2 separate regions of the Homo sapiens genome follow, and region 2 is linked to region 1. A link is a loop called in an ENCODE intact Hi-C map of the cell type or tissue named here. Cell type or tissue: HepG2. All regions are shown on one strand.

Region 1 (2,500 bases):
GATAAGCAAGGATTGCAGCTGGGCACCACTATGCTCAGCTGATTGTTTTCTTAAATTTTATTTTTAGAGACAGGGTCTTGCTATGTTACCCAGGCTGGTCTTGAACTCCTTATTTGAACTCCTTCCACCTTGGACTCTCAAAGTGCTGGGATAATAGGCATTAGCTACCATGCCCAGCCCCTGGAGTTCTTAATATATTACTGGGGGAAGCAAAAAATGGTGCAACCATGTTGTAGAGCAATTTAATATAATCTCTTAAGTTGAACATGTGTAGACCCCTTCCATTCAGCAGTCCTACTTGTAGGTACATTCATGCAATCAGAAAAAAAAATTCTTACACATATAAACACTGGGTCCTGTACCACAAAGTTTGTAACAGCATTGTTTGTGTTAGAAAAATTTGAAAATGATCCAAATGTCCAACAAATAGGGAATGAATAAAAATACTTCTCCAATAATTCTATATAGCAGTGAAAATAAATGAACTAAAGCTACCAATAATGACCATGTAAGCTCACAGCATGATGCTGCATGGTAAGGGAAGCTGCAGAAGAAAACCTGCAGTATAATATCATTTAAATGAAATACAAAATCATGAAAAACTGAACTAAAGTTTGTGGATGCTATAAAGAAAAGGGAAAGAAGGATAAGTAGAAAATTCAGGTTAGTGGTTGCCATGGGGGAAAAGGAAGATGTCCCAAGAGGGATACACTGGGGGCTTCAGCTGATTCAGCAATGATTTATTTTTCAATCTTTTGGGTGGGAATCCAACTTCTCATTACGTAATTCTTTATTCCTTTTCATATGCATAATGTATTTTATTTTAAAAGATTTTCAGACACAGTTTTTTCCTCCCCACTTGGGCAAATTCCAGCTACCAATCTGCATATGTCAGCCCATTTCTAACTGTGCTGATTTCTGTGCCATGGTTTTAGTTTGTGATTGGAAGGTTCACCAAGAAGTGCCTCCCATGGACTCTCACTACGTAGCAATCATCAGAAAGACGAGCCTTTGCTTCCGCGGGAAAACAGATGTCCCGAGTCCTTCTGTAATACCATGGAAAGGACACTGAGGGGAGCTATTTCATCACTCAGGTGCCTGGTCTTTTTTTCCTCCCCTGTGGCCTTTTGATATAATGGAGAGGGCAACAGAATGGAAATTAGGCCACTAGATTTCTATTTCCAATTTTCCTCTAATCCTCTATGTGGTCTTGGGCAAGTCATATTCCCTTTCTGCCTGTGTCCTCATCTGTGAGATAAATCACATAGTCTCCTCCAAGAAGGCTGGGCAACACAGCAAGACCTCATCTCCACAAAAAATGTAAAAATTAGCAGGGTGTGGTGGCACACACCTGTAGTCTTAGCTGCTCAGAAGTCTGAGCCCAGGAGGTCGAGGCTATGGAGAGCTATGATCACACCACTGCACTTCAATCTGGGAGATAGAGTGAGACCCTGTCTCAAGAAGAAAAATTATCTATAATAAATCATTCCTGGACTCATGAATTGTAATGAATAATGCCTAGTGCTTACGAAGCCCTGACAAGTCTCAAGAGATTAAAAATAACTCAAGGGTGCTCATATGGGAGGTACAACAGGAAACTCCTCTTCCTAAAATGAAGACATAGATCCCTACTCACAAAGCAAAGTATAATTTAGCTAAAGCCAATATTGGTGTATTCTTAGATGAAAAAGAAAAGAAAGCTGAGTTTTCTAAACAAATCCATATTTTTTTCTACAGGAGAACACCACTGCTCATAACTCAGTTTTATGAAAATAAGTAAGTTTACCCTTATTATCATCTTGGAATCATTATAATCAGTGTTTGGTTCCACTATTTCCTCCTGCTGCTCTTGAATTTCAAAAACTGGGTTCTATTACACAGAAAAGAAATCAACATTTCATCAATAAGATCAAGATATATTGATCATATCTACCAGGAGGTCAATATTTTTACAGGAAGAATGTTAAATTACATTCCTTGTAAAGATGGCATTTAGCAGCTCCCTTAGCACACGTCAAAGGTAAGAAGAAAGGGCTTATTAAGTAGTTCAGACACTATGTAATTTTCTCTTCACTTTGACCCAACTTGAATATACAACTACTACTGGGAATAAGGAAGTTTTTCAATTAATTAAGAAACTATCAGAGAGATGTCTAACATCAGGTCTTCTAAAACCTGTATATACAACTTGAATCACACACTACTTAATGGTAGTCCTTTAATATATATTCCCATGATACACTAGGCCTGCTGGTGGCAGCCTTTGGGGTGGGCCCTGCACATGCTATTGTAGGCTTACAAGGTATCTCATAAGCAACAATAGAAATTGAGGCACAGAGAGTTAAAATCCCATTAAAGTTTTGGCAGAAAGACATTGAAATACACTTAAAATTTGGAAGCAAAAATGAGACGTGAAGTTTTCCTTCCCTTCCTTATCGTCCCCTGGGGTGTCAGTATGCTCTACACACTAAGAAAAGAGGCAGAAGGGACATGGACACAG
Region 2 (2,500 bases), 58 kb after region 1:
ACCTCTTGGAGGAGGAGGCAGACAGAGATGAAGGGTGGGGAGAATGGCTTCAGGGACACCACTCATTTATCAAATATGCACCGAGCACAGACAGTGGGATGGGCACCGTGCTAGGCACCAGGAGACAGCACTCAGGGAGGCCCAGCAGGCAGTCCAGTGGGAAGACAGGCCCATATGCATATGACTGCAATTCAGAGCAGTCACGTCAGCAGGACTGTGGTCTCCCCTGCCACCCAGTCTTCATGTCACCTCTTCCAGGGTTACACTGAATTTGATCCTCCCTAGTTGAGGGTCTCTCCTTCCTCTTCATGCCTTTAGGATGGTAGTCCCCAGCTCTGAGACTCCTGGATGTTCTCTTTGTGTGTGTGGGGTGCGTGGGATGGGGGTGGGGGGTGGTGGTGTATGGGCAATGGGAGGGGCCCTGAGTCTCAGAGAGTGCCCAATACTACTTGGAGGAAGTGTTATCTGGTGTGAGTGTGTGTGTGTGTGTGTGTGTGAGAGAGAGAGAGAGAGATCCTCTTTTCCTGCCTCTGTGGCAGCCCCAGTGGAGCAATGGAAAGCCGGCATTGAATGACTGAGAGATAGAAGTTGTTTGCAGCCCCAGGCCTCCGTTGTGTCCTCCTGGAGGGCATAAGCCACCAAAATTACCCCTAAAGGGGGTTTCTTAGAGGACAATCCCTTTCCCCTCAATTCAGAGCTCTTTCACCAGGGGTTCCCATCCCAGCCTCAAAAGAGCTGACTTTTCCTCCAAAGTTAGCCCTTCTTAAGGCTCAAGTTGAGAAAAGTTGTTCACTGGCAGATTAAGGTATGTAAAAAAAAAAAAATCGTCAGGAAAGATTAAATCAGACCAAAAGAAGAATTTGTTAATGAGGGTTGAGGAAAGGAAGGCAGTATACAAGCACTTCCAAACGGAGGCTGTGGAATGTTGGTCGGAAGGGAGGGCTCTCCCTTGGGCCCCCAGACGCCCTCTCCTGACCAGCTCAGCACTGGCAGGGCTGGCCAGCTCTTGTTCCCCGGGGGCACCCTGTTATGGACCCTTTCTCAGGAAAGGGAGCACCTATCCTTGTCTAGCTGCCTTCCTGGGCCCCTACCCGGCCAGAGCTCCTCCTCCAGGTGGGCTCCTAGCTCCGGCCTTTCTTAGGCATGCAAGGGCCCCAGGGATGGGGAGGCAGTGGGAGGCAGGCTTATGGCCAAGAGGTCTGGCCAGACCTAGACCCCACAGACACAATGGCTAGGAAGGACTCTGATGTGTGTGGGGAGTAGCTGGTGTCTCCTCTAAGCCTGGGACCATGTTTGCCTCCACATATACTGGAGTTGGTGGTTTGGCCCACGGACATGGCTTCTCCCAGGCCCCAAACTGGGGTCTCCTGGGGCCCTCTGTTCCAAGGGTACCAGACAAACATATGCACAGGTGTCACAAACCCCTGATCCCTAACCCCTTTACAGCCCCTTCCTCATACCACTCCATACCATGGGGTATAAAGGAAACGGAGGAGGCACTCCAAGCGGGTTTCACTCAGCGGGGACAGGAGGATCGGCTACCTCCGGAGCCAAGGCTCCCTCTCACACTCCCCCCAATCCCACCAGCGGCAAAATCCTTTAAAAGGAACAAAGGCAATGGGGGCGGGGAGGGGGCTTCCTCTTTGGTCGACCTAGGGCGGCGGCTGACGCAGCCCGCCGCCGGTCAGCTTTCAGGTGAGTGCCTGAACCCGCATCCCGCCCATGCCTTAGGGACCCCTCTTCGCCCAGCCAAGCCCGGGGCGGGGAGGAAAGTCCCCCTCAGCCGCACTCGGGCCCCCAACCCGGCCAAGGGGTCGCCAACTCGCGGCACTTTCTGCCTGTTTGTTTTCGCTCAGTACTCACAGTTTAGATGCTAAGCCGGCTCCTCTTGCACTCACTTCCTTTGTGTCTCTCTCTCTCTTTCTCTCTCTCTCCCCCTCACCAATCTCTTTCTTCCCTCCTTGTCCGATTCTCTGCTGTAGCTTCCAGTGGAGAAAAATAATTATTCTTCAATGGGTTAGCACGGGGCGCACGCACACACGCGCGCGCACACACACCCCGCCGAGGTACCCAATCAATGCACAAATCTTCGGGGTCCCTTTAACCTCTGCGGATGACTCCGGGAGTTAATTATGAAGCCTATTTCGGCGCGGCATAAATATGCATTAAGGTAGGAAATAATCGATACGCTGAACTTCTGGGAACTGGCATTTAGACGGACTCCGTCTCGCCGCCCCCCACTCCCTCCATGGCCCCACGAGCCACCTCCACAGCCTCGCGCCTTCCCGGGGTCGCAACGCCTATCACAAGCTTCTACCCGGGTTTCAGGGGGCCCCTGTAGTGGCGTGGGCGCCGCGCCGGTGCCGGGAGACCCCCTCGTGCGCCCTCTGCGGTCGGGGCAGACCCTCAGCCGGAGCTTCTTCCTCCCCCACCCCTGCAGGCCGGGCCCAAGCTGCGACACCCCCAGCACGGGCTCAGCCTGTGAACAAACTCCGAGCTC

Evidence for each region. A loop is a pair of places that touch in the nucleus more often than their neighbours do. Peaks named below come from ENCODE experiments on the same cell type or tissue, not always from the same donor. Only the 100,000 strongest peaks of a DNase experiment are listed, where the experiment ranks them.
Region 2: a loop joins it to region 1, with 8 times the contacts of the local background. A loop is called at or near these places in 3 of 110 quality-filtered maps.

The regions. Positions count from the first base shown.
Region 1 is chr1:205,396,133-205,398,632 of GRCh38, forward strand. The region is part of intron 4 of LEMD1 (LEM domain containing 1); the gene reads right to left. Among named protein-coding and RNA genes, the nearest start is that of LEMD1-AS1, 24 kb to the left of the region's middle. In HepG2, a CTCF peak has its summit at 1,068; a DNase peak (open chromatin) is centred at 1,069.
Region 2 is chr1:205,454,054-205,456,553 of GRCh38, forward strand. It overlaps BLACAT1 (BLACAT1 overlapping LEMD1 locus), which reads right to left and starts at 1,992. Exons shown (of 2, transcript NM_001397426.2): 1 at 1,864-1,992. LEMD1-DT (LEMD1 divergent transcript) reads left to right here and starts at 2,005. Exons shown (of 3, transcript NR_148934.1): 1 at 2,005-2,170. In HepG2, a CTCF peak has its summit at 958; a DNase peak (open chromatin) is centred at 949; H3K4me3 peaks cover 541 bases; H3K27me3 peaks cover 2,500 bases.